3 separate regions of the Mus musculus genome follow, and regions 1 and 2 are each linked to region 3. A link is a loop called in an ENCODE intact Hi-C map of the cell type or tissue named here. Cell type or tissue: heart. All regions are shown on one strand.

The links. A loop is a pair of places that touch in the nucleus more often than their neighbours do. Peaks named below come from ENCODE experiments on the same cell type or tissue, not always from the same donor. Only the 100,000 strongest peaks of a DNase experiment are listed, where the experiment ranks them.
Region 1: a loop joins it to region 3, with 6 times the contacts of the local background. A loop is called at or near these places in 7 of 42 quality-filtered maps.
Region 2: a loop joins it to region 3, with 4 times the contacts of the local background. A loop is called at or near these places in 3 of 42 quality-filtered maps.

The regions. Positions count from the first base shown.
Region 1 is chr17:85,628,944-85,636,943 of GRCm38, reverse strand. No RefSeq gene overlaps it. Among named protein-coding and RNA genes, the nearest start is that of Six3, 12 kb to the right of the region's middle. In heart, CTCF peaks have their summits at 3,116 (motif pointing right) and 5,727; a DNase peak (open chromatin) is centred at 3,103; H3K27me3 peaks cover 5,595 bases.
Region 2 is chr17:85,112,340-85,120,339 of GRCm38, reverse strand. Camkmt (calmodulin-lysine N-methyltransferase) reads right to left here. Exons shown (of 11, transcript NM_028576.3): 3 at 6,493-6,557. Among named protein-coding and RNA genes, the nearest start is that of Camkmt, 26 kb to the right of the region's middle. In heart, CTCF peaks have their summits at 3,505 (motif pointing left) and 6,686 (motif pointing right); no DNase peak of the experiment used is centred here; H3K4me3 peaks cover 197 bases; H3K27ac peaks cover 375 bases.
Region 3 is chr17:84,874,527-84,882,526 of GRCm38, reverse strand. No RefSeq gene overlaps it. Among named protein-coding and RNA genes, the nearest start is that of Gm46582, 62 kb to the right of the region's middle. In heart, a CTCF peak has its summit at 4,530 (motif pointing left); a DNase peak (open chromatin) is centred at 4,466; H3K4me3 peaks cover 551 bases; H3K27ac peaks cover 562 bases; H3K27me3 peaks cover 356 bases.

The DNA.
Region 1 (8,000 bases), 750 kb before region 3:
CTCAGGATGATATTTTCAAGTTCCATCCATTTTTTATGTTTTTGTTTGTGTTTGTTTGTTTGTTTGTTTGTTTTTTGAGACAGGGTTTCTCTGTATAGCCCTGGCTGTCCTGGAACTCACTTTGTAGACCAGGCTGGCTTCAAACTCAGAAATCTGCCTGCCTCTGCCTCCCAAGTGCTGGGATTAAAGGCGTGCACAACCACTGCCCAGCTTCAAGTTCCATCCATTTGCCTAAGAATATCATGAAGTCGCTGTTTGTAATGGCTGAGTAGTATTCCATTGTGTCAATGACTACATTTTCTGTACCTATTCCTCTGTTGCAGGACATCTGGGGTTGTTTCCAGCTTCTGACCATTATAAATAAGGCTGCTATGAAAATAGTGGAGCATGTGTCCTTGTTATATGTTGGAGCATCTTCTGGGTATATGCCCAGAAGTGGTATAGCTGAGTCCTCAGGTAGTACTGTGTCCAATTTTCTGAGGAACTGCCAGACTGATTTCCAGAGTGGTTGTACCAGCTTACAATCCCACTAACAATGGAGGAGTGTTCCTCTTTCTCCACATCCTTGCCAGCATCTGCTGTCACCTGAGTTTTTGATCTTAGCCATTCTGACTGGTGTGAGGTGGAATCTCAGGGTCATTTTGATTTGCATTTCCATGATGACTAAGGTTGTTGAACAATTCTTTAGGTGCTCCTCAGCCATTTGAGTTTCCTCAGATGAGAATTCTCTGTTTATCTCTGTTCCCCATTTTTTTAAAGATTTATTTATTTATTATATGTAAGTAAGTACACTGTAGCTGTCTTCAGACACTCCAGAAGAGGGGGTCAGATCTTGTTACAGATGGTTGTGAGCCACCATGTGGTTGCTGGGATTTGAACTCTGGACCTTCGGAAGAACAGTCGGGTGCTCTTACCCACTGAGCCATCTCACCAGCCCTGTTCCCCATTTTTTAAATAGGGTTATTTGTCTCTCTGGAGTCTAACTTTTTGAGTTCTTTGTATGTATTGGATATTTAGCCTTCTGTCAGATGCAGGACTGGTAAAGATCTTTTCAGCAAAATTCTGGGTCCTGTTTACATAGCCAGTCTGTTAGTTTATGTCTTCTTGTTGGGGAATTGAATCCATTGACATTAAGAGATATTAAGGAATAGTGATTGGTGCTTCCTGACATTTTTTTATGTTATTTTTATGTTTGTGTGGCTATCTTCTTTTGGGTTTGTTGAAAAGTTACTTTCTTGATTTTTCTAGGGTATAGTTTTCCTCCTTGTGTTGGTATTTTCCATCTATTATCCTTTGTAGGGTTGGATTTGTGGAAAGATGTTGTGTAAATTTGGTTTTGTCATGGAATACTTTGGTTTCTCCATCTATGGTGATTGAGAGTTTTGTTGGGTATAATAGCCTGGGCTGGCATTTGTGTTCTCTTCGGGTCTGTATGACATCTGCCCAGGATCTTCTGGCTTTCATAGTCTCTGGTGAGAAGCCTGGTGTAATTCTGATAGGTCTGCCTTATATGTTACTTGACCTTTTCCCCTTACTGCTTTTAATATTATTTGTTTTGTGCATTTGATGTCTTGAGTATTATGTGACTGGTGGAATTTCTTTTCTGGTCCAGTCTATTTTGGAGTTCTGTAGGCTTCTTGTATGTTCATGGGCATCTCTTTCTTTAGGTTAGGGAAGTTTTCTTCTATAATTGTGTTGAAGATATTTACTGGCCCTTTAAGTTGATAATCTTCATTCTCATCTATATGTATTATCCTTAGGTTTGGTCTTCTCATTGTGTCCTGGATTTCCTGGATGTTTTGAGTTAGGAGCTTTTTGCATTTTGCATTGTCTTTGATTGTTTTGTTCATGTTTTCCATGAAATCTTCTGCACCTGAGATTCTCCTCTCATTTATCTCTTGTATTCTGTTGGCATCTATGGTTCTTGATTTCTTTCCTAGGTTTTCTATCTCCCTTTGTGATTTATTTATTGTTTCTACTTCCATTTTTAGATCCTGGATGGTTTTGTTCAATTGCTTCAACTGTTTGGTTGTGTTTTCCTGTAATTCTTTCAGGGTTTTTGTGTTTCCTCTTTAAGGGCTTCTACCTGTTTAGCATTGTTCTCCTGTATTTCTTTAATTGAGTTATTTATGCCCTTTTTAATGTTCTCTATCATCATGATGAGATGTGATTTTAAATCAGTTTCTTGCTTTTCTGGTGTGTTGGGGTATCCAGCTCACTGTGGTGGGAGAACTGGGTTCTGATGATGCCAAGTAGCCTTGGTTTCTGTTGCTTATGATCTTGTCCTTGCCTCTTGCCATCTGGTTATCTCTGATGTTAGCTGGTCTTGCTGTCTCTGACTGTGGCTTGTCCTTCCTGCAAGCCTTTGTGTCGGTGCTCCTGGGAGACCAACTCTTTCTGGGAGGAATTTGTGTATGGAGAGCTGTGGCACAGGGTCAGCTCCAGGGTGCAGACAGAAACCGGGAGAATCCTGTCCCCAGCTGTTCCTTACTTCCTGTGTCCTGATGGCTCTAGACTTGGGCCAGGAATTTGAGCAGAAGTGGTGGTCTTACCTGTGCTCACAGGCATGTTAGTACTCTTGGGATTCTGGCTCTCTCCCAGCGATATTTGGGTATGGAGAGCTGTAGCACAGGGTCAGTCCTGAACCTGGCACAGGGTCAGTTCCAGGCTTCAGTACTTTAAATGATAACTCTGGTGTTGCTTTTGGGCAAAGGTCTGGGATGCCATCAGCTGACCCCTTGCGTGTACCATAGAGTCCAGCATTCAGCAAGCAGTGATGGCTTCCCTCCAGACAATCACTGAGGAAGAGAGCCGCAGTGTGGGAGAAAGAAGCATCAGAGTGCTGCTTACAGGCAGAGGTAAGCGCTAGAAAGGGGGACCCAAGTTGCACACGCCAGGGCAGAAAGTCTTATTAAAGCAAAGCTTAGTGTTTCGCAAGTTATTTTAACCCGAGTGTGTGTGTGTGTGTGTGTGTGTGTGTGTGTGTGTGTGTGTGTGTGTGTGTGTGCGTGTGTGTGTAAAATAAAACAGTTTACAAGAATCTGGGTGAGGAGTAACTTGCATCCCCCTCACCGCGGCAACCAGCTCAGACATCTCTCGCCACGGCCGCGAGGTGGCAGCAAAAACCCGCTAATGTTCAGGCATCCATCCAGACCCGGAGAAGGACTGAGAGCCCTGGGAACTTTTTTTTTTTTTTTTTTTTTGGATGTTCCTTGAGATATAGGGAAAACTCGTTTTTTCGGGTCTCCAGATAATAAAAGTTCAAATATTATATGGAAACTCCTTCTCTCCAAACCTGCACCCCTCTGGGCTCTCCCTGTCTTCCCATCTCCAGGAAACCCATCCAGTCTCCTGTCTCCTCTGGTCCTTTTTTGGTGTCAGGTATTGGACTCTGGCAGCATCCAGGCCTGCCTTCACCCTTTCCCAGTTGCTTCTTTCCATTCCTGAGAATGACACTGGAAGCTGAGCCGCCTAAATAATTGTTCCTTTGATCTCTCTCTCTCTCTCTCTCTCTCTGCCTCTGCCCCACTCTCTCTCAGGACATGGACGCTGGACAATTACAAGGAGTTAGCTTCGGAAGGTGACAACTGAGTGTCGGGCCAGGAGACCCCGGGGTACAGTGGAAACCTCAGAGTAAAAAACCCAGAAACTTGGGTTCAACTTCTGTCCACTCTGGGATTCAAAACCACCCTTACTTCATAACATGTTCTCTAAACCTACACTTCCAGTGAAGGGTTGCTGCCTTCTAGAAAGTCTTTCTGAAATTCTTGTGGCTACAAACCAGAAAGACTGGGCCCTGGGCCTTCTCTATCCCTGGATGCAGTCAGCCAGGCTGAGAAACAGTTTGCAGAAAGCTGGGTGTACAGAAGCTGGGCCGAGCTCAGACCCAGATTCTCCTAGGTTGCTGGGAGTCTGGTAAGTCCTGAGTTTCCTGCCCCACCTCCGACCCACCTCTGACCCTCTAGCCCTTGGCAGGAGCCATACTCCTAATTACTTACTGCACTAGCCTAGTCAGCCACCTCAGTGACTGAGGACGCCCCTCCGGAGTGCCCATCCAAGCACCTCCTCCAGGATGTCCCTGCACAGTGGAATTAAGGCAGAATGAGTGGTCATGGAAATAGACCCACTGAGGAGTCTTACTCTGGGTAGGAGGTGGCTTGTCAACACTCCCCTCAGGCCAACTTATGGGGGCAGGGGGAGCTGTCACTCTCCATATTTCTTGAAGTCACAGGGAGTAGAGACCCAGGACCATTGCATTATAAGCCATAAGCCCGCAAACCAGTGACAACCTCTGAGGATGGTCCTTTGAGCTTTCACTAAGGCTGTTTTGGCTGCTCAGTGGATATGGGGTCAAGACAACATAGCTTGCTGGAACCTTGTACCTAACCTCATGTGACCTTCCCACTGACTCAACTGTCAGCTTCTCCACACCCCATGGGCAACTCCCTACAGTCACCAGGAACCAGTCCTGCCACGCTGCTCCTCCTGGAGCCACTGCTCCATCCACACCCGAGGCCTCACGATGCCTGCCTGGAATCCCTCCACTGAGTCCAATCCATTTGTCTGGATCAATGTTGTCCTTTCCCCTCTCCATCCCCGTGCATCCTGTGTGCACCTGTTTTCTCAACTGTCCCTTCCACCTTGAAGGTAAGCCTGAATCTCACTTGGCCCTCCTCTCTCGGTTCTTACAGAACGTAGGTGATATTTGTAGACTGAGCCGGATGCCCAGCCTACGTGCTGTTGAATGAAATCCTAGGCACACCTGTATGTGGGTGTGTCCCCTGAGTAAAATGCATATTTACCTTACTCACGCAACACGAATCAGGATCACACATATCCACTTCATACACTATTGAGTTCAGCCCACTGGGGTACTCCAACACATCAAGCCAAGGTCTGTCCTCTCTACGAGTGGAGCCAGCTCCAGTGAGCTAGGGCCTTAGTAGGAATGGCTGCTTTTAGCCCCTTGCTGGGGGCTCTTGAAACATCAAGTCCTAAATAGGTGTGTAGTAGCCAGTCTCTTGCAGGGCTACATTCCCCCTCAACATGAGTAAAGTGCTTGGGGCAAGACACTCCCTGACCTATTCGCTCTTGCTTTCAAATTTACTTGTCTTAAGTGCCAGCAAAGGATCTTAGAAATCTGTTTACTGGGCTACTGGTAACCCTAGGAAGAAAGACTGGGGTTGGGACATGGAGTGTGTAAGGGCAGCTGTGTGACAGTGGTCAAGTCATTGTTCTTTCTTTTTCTTAGTTTCACCAGATCTTCACTTCTAATCAAAGCCTCTTAGGTTCAGAAACATCCAGAAAGAGGTAGGTAGTTGTGGCTGCAACCTGGAGTCACCGCTTTCCATCCCCCTGATCTGTCTCAGCTGGACCTGGCCAGGGTGCAGAGGAGGTGAGGGCAGGCAGGGGCCATGACACTCTATGTCTGCAGAGGCTAAGCGTGCAACCCTGCTCATAATTACCACGCTCACTCATTAAAAGACCTCGCTAAGAATGTCAGTTGAATAATAGTCACAGATTAATTATGATGGTAAATACTCATCTCAGAATCAAACAGACTCAAGCCTGCTCAGGTCTGGAAGGGCTCCAGGCCACCCTCAGACACAGGCTGGACTGTCGCCTGAAGCAGCCCAGGCTTCAAGGAGCAAGAAGATAGGCCATGCTATGCTATAACCACATTCCCAGGAGTCAGGCTTGGAGAGGCCAGGCTGGACCACAGCGCCCCCCAGCTGTCTGAAAGAAGAAAGGCAGTCTGAGCCAAAGACTGGGGGCAGGGGGTGGGGGGAGCTCAGGGGACTGATTGTCTTGCACACATCAGTCCTTACATCCAGACCTTACCTCCTGCCTTATTTGTAGATGCCTGGGCACCTCCTCACCCCCACCCCACCCTACCCCACCAACAGTCCCTTCACATCCAGAGATTTAAAAGCCTCAGGGCACTCATCCCCGCCCCAAGCCCCACCTTTATCTTTAGTCACCTGTGTTCTATGTACAATGTGCTGGTTTCTCAGCCAGTGCGAGTCTTATCCCCTCCTGCTCAGATAAATCCTTCTACCTACCCTCTCCTCTCTGACCAGTCAGGGGGTCTTCTGGGTGCCGCGGGGTGAACACAGCCAGAGGAGATGTAAACACACGTGTACAGGCCCCGTCTGTCATGCCGGGTTTTTGACACTTTTGGTAAAATCCCGAGGGTCTGAATTAGCTTCCTTTGGGTTTAAGCTCCACCCCCTTTTCCTTACAGACCATGCTTATATAATGCAACGCGAAGGCGGTACAGGCATATTTGCGAAATGTGGTTAGGTCAAATGCGCTTCTGTGTGAAGAGCGAGGCCTGCAACCACTGTAAGGAAGCGTCTGTCTGCTTGTCTGTCTGCTCACCGCTTGCAGGAGAGAGGGGATATGGGGCGCTCCGTGGTGAGGCTGTCGCCAAGGGCAGGAAATACTCCATTCAGTTCCCAAGTCAAGCTGGCCCTGCGGCGGGTGCTCCCTCAGACACTCTGAGGGTCTGCTAAGCTGTGCAGTGCCACAGCGGCACATTTCCTCCACCCAGCCAGCTTGGTCCAGCTGGTTTCTCTAGAGTTTAAGTATTCTGGTCCTTTTCTGCCTTTCCTAACTCTTCTTACTTTCTTTCTCTTTACTTTGTTGTTGTTGTTGGTGGTGGTGGTGGTGGTGGTGTGTGTATGTGTGAGAGTGAGTGTGTGTGTGTGTGTGTGTGTGTGTGTGTGTGTGTGTGTTTTGACAGTGTCACTATAACCAGGCTACCCTTGAACTTGTGGTAACCCCCCTGCCTCTGCCTGGGTTACAGCCATATGCCTGGCTCCTCTTTTTGTTTGTTTGTTTGTTTGTTTGTTTGTTTGTTTGAGTTCACCTCTCTTCTCTCTTCAGTCAATATTCTCACTGTCACCTCTCTCTGCGATGTCCCTCCATGCTGCTGTGCTTTCTTCCTTTGCAGAACAGCATGCCTAGGCACCTAGGTGAGGGGAGTTTCAGAACAGGTAATTCTGCTCTACTCCCAATAGGAGTCCCGTTCAGCTGAGGGTGTTTATAGTGTGTCCTGTCTTCTCTAAATCTCTAGCTGTCTGCTGTGATTTGTAGGGAGGCCCTCTGGAAGTGGATACATCTAAGAGAAGTGGTCTCTGGGGGCCCAGACAGAAGGGCAAGTGACTACAGGGTGGAGTTACCATTTTTGGGTTGGCTCCTATGTCACTGGGTGTCTGAAGTTTCCTTCAATAACCTCTGTCTTCATGACTATGCCACAGTTGTGTTCTTTAAATGAATGGGCCATACTTCTGCAGCCTCTCTCATGTATAAACTTTTGGTGAGTCACTGCCCTTCACATAGAGCAGACTGTGAGCTAGCAGTGTGTGGGTGCTAATGGTGTTTAACACAAGTGCAATTCTATCATGGTCTGAGTCTGGATAGCTCTGTGGGAGGAAGATTTTAAGATTGGGTAGGTTTGTGTGTGCATCCATGCAGGTTTGGAGTACAAGCATCCTGGAGAGAGTGCCCGCAGGGAGGAAAGATGCTTGCATTTGTGTTTGAGAACTGGTATAAACTCTATAAGGGGTAGAGGAGAAAGACCGGCCGTGTGTTGGGTAGGAAAGATCTGTGGGTGTTGGGAAATTGTTCTGGTAGCAGGTGTGTGTGTGTGTGTGTGTGTGTGTGTGTGTGTGTGTGTGCATGTGTGTGCTATATTTATACAGAAATGGCTAGTAGCAAGGTATGCATACAACATGTGGCTAGGTATATTTGTATAAGTGTGTATGTGTCTGTGTGTGTCTGTGTGTGTGGTATGTGGTCTAGCTTCTGTCAGCCTGGCTCTGCCTCCCCCCTCCTGCCGAGTCCTGCCTGACACTGCAGAGCTCAATCAGCCACTGCATGAATACACTCGAATGGAAAGTTGTGCTCAGCTGACCGGAGAAATTGGAGCGGGGCTAGTACTGCTACCTCCTCCCAGACTCTCTCACACCCCCCCACCCCTCAGGCCAGACAGCCAT
Region 2 (8,000 bases), 240 kb before region 3:
TCAAGGCCAGCCTGGTCTACAGAGTGAGCTCCAGGACAATGAGAGATAACATAGAAAAACTTTATCTCAAAATATGAAAAAAATTAAAAATAAAAAAATAAAAGGTTGGAGAATAAAGCAGACGATACCAACACCACTAATTGAAAGTGCAGTATTGACAGTCACATAGTCTTTCGTCTGATATGTTTATCACAGTACAAAGTAGCTAGTGTTTCTGAAGAGGGAGCACTTGGTCAAAGACTCCCTGGAGATTATACGACAAATAACTGGCAGAGCTAAATCAATCTCACATGCACTTCCTATGGTGACACCTACTTTAAATAGAACAGTGAATGACCCATAAAAGTCCAAGTTTTCTCACTTCTAAATTAAACTACTAAAATATATGTGTATATTTGCATAGAAATACAAAGTATGGGTGGCTATGGGTCACAAGACATACATGTAAACAGATATAGGATGGCTATGTAGCTCCTGCAGGAATTATATCTGTGTTTACATATTGTTCATATGGAGAGTGATCACGGTAGCTATGCCCTCGGTTTTGAATGGATGAGGTTATTAGACACAAAGCAGGCAGGAGAGAGTAAAATAGAAGGCACAGACAGCAGACCTTCAGTTCGGGCCCTATCACCCAGCAGAAACTGAATGGGAAAGACACAGGGAAGGGGTCAGCTAGAGTTCCTGATCTAGCTTTTTATTTTCCATTGATGTGCTGACCTTGTGGCTTCCGGTTTCCACCGTAGGCAGCTTATCTGCCGGGATAAAGAGCAACCTCTGTTGGAAACAGCTCGCCTTCTAACTCCTCTCGAGGGCTCAGTGTTTACTCTTGAGCTGTCTTGCTTTTCTCTTCCCTCACGGCCATGGAGTTAGGGATCCAGCCCACCCTGAACAAGGGGCTGAGCTCTGAAGCGGAGGACCAGCCCCTCCCATGACAATTTACCAATACAATGTACATTTCACACACATGCTTTGTAATGTGTTACATGCATGCAATGCACATGTATGTCACATATGCAGTACAGGTCTCTATAGGTCTCCTGTATATAAGTACACATAACTATATAAAACATAACTCTATTTAAGAAAACATTTTTAAGTCAACTTGACATTCTGAAGTGTTGGGATTCTGCACATAGCATACACTCTACATGACAAAATAATGACGTCATGGGAAATCTAAAAATATAGGCTATATTTCCATAATTTTCCCTTCAGTTTCTCTAAGGTAGGTGGAAATGAATATATAAAAATCTTAAAAAGCAGCTTTCCTCTAGTAACACTTGATTACTAGTGTAAAAGATACCAGTCTTGGGCACACCCTAAAGCAGATCCTACAGCAGACAAGTAGAGAGAATCAGGGAAAGACTAGAGCTGGATTCGTCACACGCTCACTGTGCCCAAGCATTCCCGGAGGGGAAGATCACCACTGTCACAGGTCAAGGATGGAGAAGGAAGAGGCTGTGAGACATGTGCCAATCACGGGGTCCTATCAGAACCCAGACACAAGAGGCAGAAACTTGGAAGAAACAGCAAGAGGGGTTTTACTAATATAGTCTCCAAGATGAAGCTACAGCATTAGCCAAAGATTCTGGTTGACACTAAAATATTGCAATGATATATAACAACTACTGGCTTATATACATTACAAATAACAGGCATATATTAATATACATATTTTATGTGTCTACATTAATAGAATTGTTTCTGAATTTTCATTATTTCTATATTCCTCATTAGTGCTGTACTATTATTAACTATAATAATAATACTATATTAATATTATTAATATAATACAATAATATGATAATATAATCAATATTACTATTATTATTTTATATATTACCCATGTGGTATATATGTTCTGTGTATATGCAATAAATTATATGAGAAATATTGACTTATCTGTTCAGGCTATGAAAACATAGTACACTTTAAAAAAATGTAAGGGAAACTATTCTATTTCCAAATATACAGGGGATATTGTAAATACCAAATAACTGTAATAGACGCTATGATAACCAAATTTGTTATCAACTAAGGTGAGAAGAATCACATCTTCATAAACCATCTTGGGCGGAACATGGTGGTGCAGGCCTCAGATCCCAGAAGTGAGGAGGCAGGAGGAGGAGGGCTTGAGAAGCAAGGCCAGCATGTTCTACCTGGTGATTGCCAGGTCAGCCAGAACTACTCAGAAACACCCTGTCTCCAAAATAAAAAGGTCATCTCAGTAGAAGAAAGAGACCACTTTAGGGAAACAGCACGGTGGGCTTCTCTGAGCGGAAGTCAAGGGGCCTAGCAGGAAAGGGGAGTCTGCCCCAGGAAGAACAAAGCAGGAATCCATGCGGCACTGTCAGACAGGGGCTCGGGGCTCCCCTCCCCAGGGATCGGCAGAAGTGGCCCTCACTGGAGATGAAGGCTGCTGACTTACACTTTTTCCTAGCTCACACAATGGCATCTCTTTCTAGGCGCCATGGGGCAGGAGCACACACATTCCCTCTGCAGAGCAGCTCGGGCATCTCAGGAAGGCTGTTCTCGAGAAGTGAGAACAGAGCAGGTAAGCCTATTCATAGGACGCTTGACTTTAAAAGAGTCTGCTTTCCACAAAGCAGAATGTTGGGTCCTAAAGCAGTAAATAAGTCCGTGTGCAGGAGTGATTAACTCTCCGTGACACGTTTGATTCTTTCTGCAACTAACCTTGGTCCTTGTGAAATGTCAGCAAGCTATCCCATAGCCAGCCCATGAAATCTCGCTTAATTTCTTCTTATATCACTGATAAGAAGCCAAATAGTAAAATACATCTCAAGATTTATAAACCATTTTAAGGTTTACAAACAAAATATAAATAACAAAAGCAAGTATAAAAATATTTTCTTTTCCAATATAAGAGGAAATAAATAATTAGATATTTCAATTATTCCCCAAAATTAGGAAGACTCTTCCACATAGTTTTGGAAATTCTGGAACTCTCGCCAAGCGCAACTGAGCATAACCATGGCTTGGTTTTCCATTTGGGATGGATGGCTCCACTGCATCGGGAGTGCACTCACTGGGCCTAGCAGCAGAATCTGATGACTCTAAGATGTTTGAATTATTGTTTCTGTTATTAAGTAATAATAACCTGAAGAACCTAAGCGCTGGGCTCATCATCTCTACCATCAGGAGCTTCACTCCTCACTGTAAATATCCTTTGCACACTATCACACCAGATCTATAGGAACTGACATTCCAGAGCACCACTTCAAGCCCCATCAGGGTCAGAAGATCAGAACCTAAGGCTAGAGAGAGGAAAACTTACATTTCAGCATTCAAACAAAAACAAAATAAATTCAAAGATAAGAAAAGCTTTTTATCTTTAATGATTGGCAAATATATTGAATATATTAGAAATAAATCGGTTGGAAGCATATAAACAAGTCTTTAAATGTTTATACAATGAACGCTTACAGGTATTCCTGGCTTTACACTGTGCTCTGAAACAGAATTATGCTTGTGGCGCCCTCTGCTGGGCTTGCCACAAACAAACTCAGCCTAGCAACACTAATAAAATCCAATCAAACTTATGTATCAAATGAAAAATTACTTTTTTGTCTATGTGCATTTTATGATTATATAAAAACTTAGCTAGTATTCACTTTGATGAGACTTTATATATTTATCTATTAGGTGGAATTTCAATAGCTGTTCCTCATAAACGAAAGAGTAAATGTCGTCACGTATTTAAGAGTAAATCTAGTCACATAAACCGCATACATATGTATGACGTGGACGCAGAAAGGTCTGGAGACAAAGGAAACAAACAGCAGAGAAGAGAAGCAGGAGAAAGACTGGCGGGAAGATGAAGGACCAGGCACTCCACATATAATATTTGCACCACGAAGTAGAATGTTACATATGGAGCAGGAGATGACTCGGGGAGGAAGCGCTGGCCACACAATCACCTGGGCTCACATGCAAGACCATGTAAAGGGCAGGGAGGTGTGGTGGCCATGTCTAACTCTCCCTAGAGCAGTGGGCAGCCACCCTGGCTGCACAGCCAAGCTCAAGAGACCTTGCCTCTGTGAGTAGGTAGAGAACAGAGGAAGGCTGCTGACCTCAGCCTCAGGCCTCCACACACATGCATATACATATACAACCACCCACATGAGCACACATACACAGCACCCATACCACCCTGACCCTCACATGCCAAAAGGTTATATACAGAAAAGTCTTAAGACACCTTGTTTTTGTTACTACATCTGTCACTTGACAATATTTTCAGGTTCTTAAGACTATTATGATAAAACATTTTAATAAACTATTTTGTTATTTTTTTTTCTATTCTTTCTGGCTTTTTAGTTCAATCAAAATCATTCATTTTAAAACATCAAAGTAATTTTTGGTGTCTCCCTTTAACTTAAGTTTGTTTTACAATAAGCCTCAACAACATAAATTGTGCATACTTATAAGCCCTTTTAACAAGTTTGAAAAGCACCAAGCACCAGGAGCAACAGAGTAGCTTCCACTTCCTGAGCATCAATTACGAGGAATAGAGAGTTCGATGGCGTCCACGAATTATATGCAGTCTTTAAAAATGAATGGAAGTCAAGTTCACAGAGACAACACAAATCACCTAAGGTGCAGACATAGCTTGTTTTGAAGTTCCCCACCAAACAACACAGAGAAGGAAGGGCGTCCTCAACACAGGAGGGGAGGGGGCGGCGTCCTCAACACAGGACAGAGGGGGCAGGGCGTCCTCGACACGTGATTTTTTCACTTGTCAGTGCGACAGCTAAGGGGGGTGGGTGATGAAGAGGATGTTAGAGAAGGACGAGCCGGTGATTTATGTTATACCTTGGACCATTACGAGACTTTTTATTGTATTCAGTGCTGCCAGCTAGTGGCCCTACTTCATAGTGAGTCAAGAAAATAATACTTAAAAAACAAAAAACACGCTGGGCGTGGTGGCGCACGCCTTTAAGAGGCAGGCGGATTTCTGAGTTCGAGGCCAGCCTGGTCTACAAAGTGAGTTCCAGGACAGCCAGGGCTACACAGAGAAACCCTGTCTCGAAAAACAAAAAAACAAAAAAACCCCAAAAAAAAAAGAAAAACCAAAGAAAACAATACTTGGTTTATGTTATTGAATGTAAAAGTCTCCATTTCACATTGCAGGATCATGTTGTAAATGTGTGCACACAGGACTGACTTAATGATATTTCCCATTACTGCAGTGTCCTCAACCTCCATAGCACCCCTTGGCCAGTCCTTGCCTTGCTCCCAACCAAACTACAATATACACCTAAGTCAGAATTCACTAAAGGCCAGCATGTGTAAGCTAAAAGGTAGCCTACAAAAGAAAGGTAGTCCATGCAAAAGAAACCTATGCCATTCTAAATATTTTACAGTAACAGATTCCTTAGTGACAAATAATATAACTTTTCTATGCAAGCCAGAACTAATGAAAATATGGACATAGAACAAAAGTAATGTCTATGATAATACATTACTCAAGTAAAATCCACCCATTTGGTAAAACAGTACTATCAGCAAAGTTTATCATTTAAGAATAGACAATAAAGCCGGGCAGTGGTGGCGCACGCCTTTAATCCCAGAACTTGGGAGGCAGAGACAGGCAGATTTCTGAGGTCGAGGCCAGCCTGGTCTACAGAGTGAGTTCCAGGACAGCCAGGACTACACAGAGAAACCCTGTCTCAATAGTAATAATAATAATAATAATAGGATAGACAATAAGTAATTATGATGTTTCCTCTTAGAAAAAAAATTTAGTTATTTTAAAATTTGAAGCAGTCATATTTTACTAATGATTCATTGTTTTGATAAGTATCCTGTACAACAACTTAGAAGACACACATAGTTCTTATCATGAGATGTTATTTAACTGTGATGTGTACATGTTCTTAGCTGATGTCTGTCATCATATGGCATTATTTTAGAATTGCTTAAGTCAAGTTCTCAGCAGAGAAATAAATCACCAATTAATCAGTGGCTTAGACAAAAATATAACACAGCCTCTATCATGTCATTGAAAACCTGCATTTTAAGTATAGTGACATCATAAAGAATGTGCTGTGGATTTAATCAGTACCAAAACAGAAGAGCACAGCAGGCAAAGCAAGCAGAACAAGTGAACTTCCAGAGAAAGTTGCGAGGGAAACAGGAACCAGAAGGAATGCCAGGCGCCGGGGAGTCCAGACTTCCTTCTGATCTATACTCTGCCTCAAACACACACATCGCCACAAAGTTTTGGTAAAGCCTGCCATACCCCATTTAGTATGCATCTCCTATGGGGTACATTCTACAGCTAAAGGTACCAGGAATTTCTAATATGCATGTGTATATGTATGCATGCATACATGTATATAAAATATATGCATATATGTGCATACACACATGAGTATAAACACATGGTTAGTATAATAAATACTAGGGCGAAACTAAAATTTGGTTTCTAAAGCACTGGATATATTTCATAGTGAGCATAGAACTTACAAACATTTCCTGTGTTGTCAAAGCTGGTAAGGACGTCTTCCACATTCAAGGATCCACTATTATGCCTGCGAAGGAATAAAAGTTTATTTAACATTTCTAAAATAACAGCGCTTCTGATTCTTCTTGAAATCTGAGAGTATATTGCGATACACTCAATACTAATGAGCCCCACCGTATTACAGCTTTAAAACAATGTCTGCCCACTAGAGGGAGAAGGGAAACAAACCCTCGGATTATGGTCTTCAGAGCACTTCATGCTATGGCATTTCCTGATTACGATCAACATCTTCAAGTGCTATAATCTGTACAATCACTGCTTAATGGAAAATAATCTACAGTTACATACAAATCCTTAAAGGCGAAACTTTTTTTAAAAGAAACAAAGCACACAGAGAATTTTAGAATAAAGCAGAACCGAGCGAATGGGCCTCCAGAGCCACCCAGAGTGACACAGAAGTTCCACTAAAGCAGCGCCACAGTTTGCTAACTGGACGCAAAGACTAGTGGGCCACCAGCTCTGCAGTCCACTCGCCGACAGTGCTGAACATCAGTCAGCAGGTCAACCTGACTCTTGGCATCTACCCCTAACCTGCCCTCTGCCTCTGTTAGCTCAACTCGCTCCACTCAGCCCTTCACATATTGGGTTTGATTATTTGAATCTTAATAAGGGAACCAAGTGGTGATAGCTGGAGTTATAGCGCTATAATCTTCTACATGCTCCCTCAGAATTGCAGCTGAACCCACTTTAGGGCGTTTTGATTGTTTAAAATATATTCATCAGTAAATCACTAGACATGCATTTTACCAATACTACCTTAACTTCATTGTTAACATTTAATACAAATGGGGCTAGAATGTATATGGATGGATGGATGGATAGATAGATAGATAGATAGATAGATAGATAGATAGATAGATAGATAGATAGATAGATGGATATAATTATATAAATATCAATAGAATAGTAATTACATTACTCTTTCAGAAAAAAGAGCTCTTTTTTCTCTCCTACCATTTCTCTGTCAGTGAGGCTGAGGTTGCATAAAGCTGTCTGCAATCATAACTAACCATAAACGCTGGGCACAAAGGTATCATAATCCAAAGAAATAAAGTCACCAACCAGAAACCAAAGCTTCCGTATCATAATATGATGTTTGTAGATCCACCTCAGTGACCGCGAGGGTCTAGGGATAGCAGTTAATTACACTAACACTACTGAAACTATAATATACGCAGTTTTAACATCTAAAGCGCAGGATGGGGGCATGGCATGGCTCACAATGCAGCACATCCCAAAACAGACCAGCAGCATATGATTACTTTGAAGATAATAAAACATCAATATCCTAATGAGCAGTTAATATTTTGGTACACACTCGTCAAATCTGTTCTCTATACTTTGATAAAGACTGTTGTGCAATTCATGTTTTTTATAATGTATTATAGTTTTCAACATTTAGTCACATCCTGTAACATGAGCTCTTTTGTTTGTTTGGTTGGTTGGTTTT
Region 3 (8,000 bases):
AATGGTCTTATTAGAGAAGATGTGGCCTTGATAGAGGAAGTGTGTCACTGTGCTGGTGGGCTTTGAAGTCTCCTACGCTTAATCTATGCCCAGTGTGGCACACAGTTTTCCTCGTGACTTTTGGATCAAAGATGTAGAGTTCTTGGGTCCTCCAGTGCCATGTTAGCCTGGAAGATGCCATACTTCCCACCATGATGCTAATGGAATAAACCTCTGAAACTGTAAACCAGCCCCAAATACATGTTGTCCTGTATGAGAGTTGCTGTTGTCATGGTGTCTCTTCACAGCAATAAAAGCCAAACTAAGACCTATGTTCCCTCAAAGAGCTGTCTAGTTCAAGATGAAGACAAGAGGTCTCGTTAGACCCCTTTCCTCCCGTGCTTTCAGCCTTTCTCTCCTGGACCAGCAAGCGGTGACAATCTGCCCCAGCACACACTGTCTGACTTTCCAAAGCTCCCTGGCTATGCGTGATTCATCTACCTCTTCACCTTCAAGGGCTAAAATGTTTATGTCAGATCTCCCTTAACATTAGAGCCCTTAATACAAGCTAGAGACTGCATTATCTCTCCCTAGAAGGAGACACAAACAAGAAAATATTTGCCAGAGGCTAAGTAACTGTCCAGGCCCACACAGCCCATACAATTAGTCCTTCTGAGTGCTGGGAAGTGGAAGAATTGGGGCTTGGATGCAGGTGGCAAAATTGTAGAGCCCACCCCTTTCATCTCTGCACGTTCTGCTTCCTTCATATAAATCTGCTTGAAAGAGGCAAAAGCTCTGTTAACGGGTAGACTCGCCAGCGTAGGTTCTCAGCCTTCCTAATGCTGTGACCCTTTAACACAATTCTTCATGTTGTGATGACCCCCTCATCCTAACCGTAACGTTACCTTTGCTGCTACTCCATAACTGTACTTTTGCTACTGTTATGAACCTTAATGTAGATATCTATGTTTTCTGATGGTTTTAGAGGACCCCTGGGAAAGGGTCATTTGATCCCCACCCCCAAAGAGTTCGAGACCCCCCTATGTTGAGAACTGTTGCACTAGTGGCTTGTCTTGGTCTAAGACACGCCAAGTTTAGGGGATAGCCTCATTCTGCAGTGACTCACATATGCAGCAACTGTCCCAAAGTCCTTCAAATGAGAGGTCACCTTGATCCACCTGTGACTAGCCCCGTTCCCACAAGGAATGCCTCTAAACTCCTTCTTTGCTATTTATACTAAGCCAGAGCTGGGCAGGAAACAGATGGGACACTCAAATTGGGTAATTTGAAGAGAGTTGTATAAAGAGGCCATTTACAAAGGTGTGGGCAGGATGTGGGGAAACTACAGCTACTTGACCACCCCAGGCCTGCAGGAGAGAGGGGAGATGCGGTCATCACAACCTACAGAGTGTGTCCTGCATGTCTAGGGCCACCTCACAGCAGCTGTGACCACAAGCCACAGAGGCAGCCTTAGGCTGTGACACCTCAGTTCTGCGTGTGACCTTTTCTGTTTACCCAGGATTCCCTCCTGAGCACATTTGTTTGTAACTCTTGTAGCTTGCACCATATTCACAATACAGCTGAAGATATTCTTGATCTCTTGGTCCCCCTGCCTCCACGTAACAAGTGCTGGGACTGCAGCTGTCATATGCCAATCATACCTGACAACCTGGACTCAAGAGCCTGTCTCTTAGGTGCTATGCTATTCTGGAGAAATTAATTAACCTCGCCACTCCATGTGGCTACTGGGAACTGAACCTGGGTCTCTTGCAACAGCAACTAGTGCTTTTAACTGCTGAGCCATCTCTCCAGCCTGCTGGATTTTTATCTTACAGTAAAAACACAGAGCATATGGTACTGAAAAATGCTATGTCCTTTCTTTTCTTCCTTCCTTTCTGTCTCTTTCAGGTAAATGTTTGGGGCTAGGGCCCTATACTCTCTACACACAACCATATGTGCTCAACAAATATTGCTTGCCTGGTGGCTAAAGGTCTTTTGCCTCAAAACTGGTCAAGAATTCCCACTTATCATTGGAGACTGTAACTGTCCCATGGCTTTAAAAGTTCTTGCTGTGCTGTGGACGTTGCTCATGATGGCAGACATTCCTTATGACTGCAAACCACATTACTAGAGTGACTGCTGTGTGCTTTATGACGCTGAACATTTGGCTCATGTTGTTATTTGTGTTCATCTGTTATTAACAATTAAAAAGCTTTCCTTTCAAAGTCAGGGCCTTGCACTAGCTAAGCCTATATACTCTGCCACAGAGTGCCAACAAAACATTTTTTTCAAACGCATTTTTAAATGTCAAGTACCCATAAAAAAAGTTTTCACGGTTGACGCTCTCTCCATTTGCCCTTCCCAGTGCTTAGGAGGAGCCTGAGTCGAAGCCAGACTCTTGCCAGCAAGCCTTAGAGAAAGTGATGCTCACTGGTGGGAAGGGGACCCATGCCTCCCCTTCTTGCTAGTCAGAGAAGTAGAAACTCCAACGGAGTCTAAATGCTGCTTTGAACCCACACCTAGAATGTGCAGAAGCTGCCCCAGGCTCTTAGCATTTCTGGCAGAGTCAGTGGCCCTTGCTGACCAGCTCGAGCAAGAAGCGCCTCTCTTCTCTCAACTTCCCTTGACGCTCCAGAGAACCCTCCAGAGAACCGATAGGGCTCTGTTGTTCCCAGGGCCGGTCCCCAAACCACCGTTTGGTTGGTTGGTTGATCGGTCAGTTGGTTTGTTGTTGTTTTCTGAGACTGGTTTCTCTTTGTGGTCCTGGTTGTTCTGGAACTCTGCCCTGTAGACCAGGCTGGCCTCGAACTCACAGAGACCCGCCTGAGTGTGTCTCTGCCTGGTTCAAACCCTAACCCTAACTCCTAATCACTTGGAGGCAGACACAAAAGCAAAATGGAGGTGAACGGTTTTCCAAGCCCCACAGTCCACCCTTCTGTTGTGCTGGGTCTCTCAACCCCTCATTCGTTTTATGCATGAAGGGGGGGGGGGGGAAGGAGCAAAAAAATACTCCACGTCTATAAATCCTTATAGGCTCAAAGTTCCAAGGTGGCAGGAACTGGATCTCTCCTCTTTTTACAAGCTGTACTGTGGGCCAAAGAGTTGAGTCAGATTCGGAGCTCAATAAATGGGCGTGGCAACTGAATTGCGTATCCCTTCTCTTCCGGCCTGCAGGAAAGCCACCCATCATCCCTTCAGGGTGGTGTGATCACTCCAGTGGACTGCAGACTGCGCCAGGCAGGGACTTTGGACTCTCTGGGAGGTGGTTTTGTGTGGTCATAGCAGCAGCTTGTCAAAGGACGAAGCAGAGGAGGGACGGGAACTTTTTAAAAACCCAAAGGCTCGTTATTTTTAACACCCCAGAGCTTTCTCTTTTCAGATTAAGCGGCTTCTGCACTCTTGCAAAGGATTGCACAGCTGAGGAATTCGTATTTACGTTTTAAATACTAATGGCTATTACTGTTTTAAGACAGGGTCTCATCTAGCCCAGGCTGATCTGTAACTCACTATATAATAGAAATTGACCTTGACTTCTGAATCTTCAGCCTCCAACTCAGGACGCTGGAATTTCAGGTATGCACTACCATGTTTGACTATTATTATTGTTTCTACATAAAGGACTGAACCTAGGACCCCAGGCTTAGAACTATATCCCATTTCCACCTCCCGCCCCACCAACCCCCTACTCATTCTGTGGACAATGCTCAATGCTAACCTCAGACTCACAGAGATTGGCCTGCCTCTGCAAGGATTAAAGGTGTGCCCCGACACCTCCTGTCTCTGCCTCATTTTTTAAACTTTTCATTTTGAGACAGTCTTGCTAAGTTGAGCAGGCCAGTTTTGAACTCTCTTTTTTGCCCATATAAACTTTGATTTTCCGATCTGGCTTTAGCCTCCGGCGTGGCTGGGATTACAGGTCGGTACACAGTGCCCAGCATTTGAGAGATTTGTTTCTTTTGCTTCTTTAACAGTCACAGACAAACTCACTGAAGGTAAAGGATGGGTGGAGGCTCCTGGGTGTGGCCAGCAAGGGCCTCCTGACACCCAAACTCCAGGGTGTCTCCTAGGGAATCAGACACAGCTAGACTAAATTAGCTCCTTTCCTTTTCCCTCCAAATTTAAAAACCTAAATGCTTTCTTGCTGAATAATATATAAATAAAGGGAAGACAAGCAAAAAGATGCCTGAGCCTCTGAGAAGGGTCGCCACTGTAATATGTAGTTTTTCATCTCTCTTCAGTTAAGGTCACTCACATTTCGGCTCCAAAATGAAAATAACCACAAATGGCCACAGCACAGACCCATGTACAATTTTCTCCATCTTCTAAAAATGAAATTACAAATGTTTGCAACTAAGTACTTCCCGCCGCAAAGTTTCTTTATCAAAAAGGACACCATATTTGTCCCAATGCCTATGTGAAGGGCCTTCGGCCAAACGAATGGGAAATCATTGGCCTGATTAACATCCTGTGATCTTAGATCTAAAAATGACCCGGAACCGGGTAAACAAGATGACGTCAGTGTGCTGGGCAGGCAGCGGTTCTCTACTGCCACCTGGAGGGCAGTGTGGTCAATGCCACACGAATTGTTTGCTAGTTTAAAAAATAAAAACGTTTGGACTAAAATGTGTGTGGGAACAGGGTCTTCATAGAGGGACAATCTTGATAAAATAAATAAATAAATAAATAAATAAATAAATAAATAAATAAATAAATAAATAAATAAATAATCAGGCTCTACATGGAGCTAGCGGTCTGGCTTGGCTCATGACAAAGGCCACCTGATTTTCCGTGCAGCTTCAGGCTTCCTTGGGACTTTGGCGTGGGAGGGAGTATCATGGTTCTAATTTATTTTCTTGTCAGGCTAATGTGAGAGAGAGGCTGCCCAGCTTTCTGCATTACACAACCGGCATGCTGGGAGATGCCCCAGAAATGTGCTGGGGTTGAGAAAAGGTCAGAAACTCGTCACTATTTCCCTTAGAAGACCGTCCACGAAAAGAAGATGAAGGGTGAATTTTAACGTAATAAAAACAAAAGCAAGACTGGCTTACTTTCAGATGAGTCCATTTGCTCGGAATGTTTACCAACCACCTCAGAATCTCAGCGGCTGAGGACAACATCTATGCTTTCCTTGCTAGTGGGCATGAAAGTCTGCCATGCCCTGACCAGGCAAGCAGGACTCCAAGCTCAAGGTCCCACACAGGCTGACTCTGCGTGGTTCCGTTCTTGCAAAGGAGCCAGAAAGAAAGTTTGTCCTATCTCTGAGGGTTCAGTGTTCAAGGCCCAGGTCAACCCAGGCAAAATCAGAAGATGCTCTTAGCCTCAGATCATCTAATGTGTGGGGCGGGGGAGATACACACAGTCTCCTATTGACGAAGCCCTGTGAAGTTCCATGGCCAAGTATGGCTGTGCGTAGTTCTGCAGAGAGGGAGGAAGGGATTGCAGATAACTGTGTGTGTTGTTAAAATAGTAAACATAGCATTATGAAAGCCTTTATACTTGCTTCCCTCTCCCCCTTCCTTCCTTCTTTCCAGCCTTCCTTTTGTTTTTGAGACAGTTTTACTCTGTTGGCCTGGTCTAACCTGGAAATCATTATGTAACCCAGGTTGGCCTTGAACACCTATCTCAGTCTCTCTACTGAGGATTGGAATTGCAGGCCCCAGTGACCACACTCAGCTCTTTTACTTTCTTTTCTTTCTTAGTTTCTTTTTTTTTTTTTTTAACTTTCATTTTTTTCAAAGAAGAACTTTAAGCCAGGCAGGATAGCACAATCTGACCACTTAGGCTAGCCTGAGCAACATGGTAAGCCCCTCTTCCAGAGTGAAACAAATTGCACTGGCAATGTCAGTTGTGGCAGACCATGGGCGTGGCATGCTCTGGTCCCCAAGTTCCTTCCCCGGCACCCCAAAGAAGCAACTTTAATCCCCACGGTGTAAACCGATTTCCTTCCAGGCGTGAATGGTTTGAGTGATAGCATCCTTACATCGCTGTATTCGTGGATTCACAGACGCAGATTTGTCGGCATCTAACCTGTGCCCCTGACCTCAGAGGCTTATTACAATGGGACACAATGTGTATTCAAACCAAGTCCCATGGAGGATTGTCATGGAGGATCAGGGCTAAGTTAACAGAGGAGCCACCATCTGTGACTGTTCCATCTGGATCTCATAGATAGCATGAGAGTGAAGGGCTTCGTGGATGGAACAGCTCAGAAGGGACCAGTGTCCCTCTTCTCACGGCCCTTCCTTCACAGGTGGGGGATGACTCACAAACTGTGAGGAAGCTGGAAGGAAGCAATAGGACTTCTTGTGCCAAATTCATGTTACTAGGAAGGCTCGGATGCACCAGTTGGCAGTCCATCAGGCTGGGCATGGTGGGCACACCTGTCTGCCCAGAATTCAGGAGGCTGAGCAGGAGGAATATGAGGTGGAGGCTTGCCTGGACCAATAGAAAGTCTCTGTGTCAATTAACGAAAGAAGGGAATTGGCAACATTTAATGATGTTTGGCATATTTTGTATTTCTTTGTTTCTGATTTATTTTACTTTTTTGAGACTGGCTTTCTTATGTTTGCAACCTTTTTGTTTTTGTCTTTGTGTTTTTAAGACAGGGTTTCTTTATGTAGCCTTAGCTGTCCTAGAACTAGCTCTTCAGAGGATCAGGCTGGCCTAGAACTCACTGAGATCAGCCTGCCTCTGCCTCCCCAGCGCTGGGATTAAAGGAGTCCACGCTGCCGCCGCGCCACTGCAAGCATTGTTTGACAGTTTGTTTGTTTTGGAGTTTTTGTTGTTGGCTTGTTTTTGTTTTTGTTTTTCAAGACAGGGTTTCTCTGTGTAGCCCTGGATGTCCTGGAACTCACTCTGTAGACCAGGCTGGCCTCGAACTCAGAAATCCGCCTGCCTCTGCCTCCCAAGTGCTGGGATTAAAGGCGTGCGCCACCACACCTGGCTTTTGTTTTTCTCATTTCCTCCTGCTTCTTCCCTAGAGGTCTGAAGGTCAAACACGAAGACTGGAGGGTGTGATGGTTAAATACAGGTCATGGGAGATTCAACCTGCAAAAAACCAAGAATTCTAACATGAAGCAGTTTCTTTTTTCCAAATGTACCTTTCCCTCCTTGAAACTCTTCAGTGACTTGTCATGGCCCCCCAAACAGTTTATCTTCTCTAAAAGACCTTTTTAGCCCCTTCCTCAAAGCCCCACTCCTCTTCCTCGGATAAATCCAGAATACAGTTAGAGCCCTTTGGTCACTGGACAGATACATAGTCCACGTGCCAAGCCCCGCCTGTGCCAGGTGCAGAACACACAATACTGAGCAAAGCCACGCCCACCTCCTGAAGCAGTGTTTGAGAATTCATGTAGGAGGAGAGATGCCAGTCAGAAAACTCCAAATAGGGGCTGGAGAGGTGGCCTGGAAGTTAAGAGTGTTTAATTGCTCTCCCAGAGGACCAGGGGTTCAATTTTAAGTGCCCGTATCAGGCAAATCAAAGTACTTGTAACTTCAGTTTCTGCACGAACATGGTATACACAAACGAATGCACACACAGAGACTTGCACACATGTGAAAATAAATCTAAGAAACAAAACAAAACCCTCCAAACAGGGCTGTGTCTGGAGCGCGTCGGAAGAGCGCTTGCCCAGCATGCTTGAAGCTCGTGGTTTGCTGAATAAATGGGGTGTGGTGATGACACCTGTAATCCCAGCCATTGAACCAAGGAGACCAAAGGATCAGAAACGTAAAGCCATCCTCTCAACACGTTTCTGACACTCACCAAGGCCGGGATCTTGGATTAATCCTGTGTCCCTGGCAAGCGGGCGTGCCACTCTTTACAGATGGTTACACTGGAGGTCACAGCTCAGCTACTGCTCAGCTAGGCTGAGTTGATGAGTCACCAGCTCCTCTCTGAAGTCACCTGCTTCTTCCATTAGAAGGCAAGTGAAGAGGACATAGGCCATGGCCATGTGGTATTGGTGCCTAATGATAAACATTCTTTTCTGTGTTCACTGTTCCTGGCTTGAGCTACGACC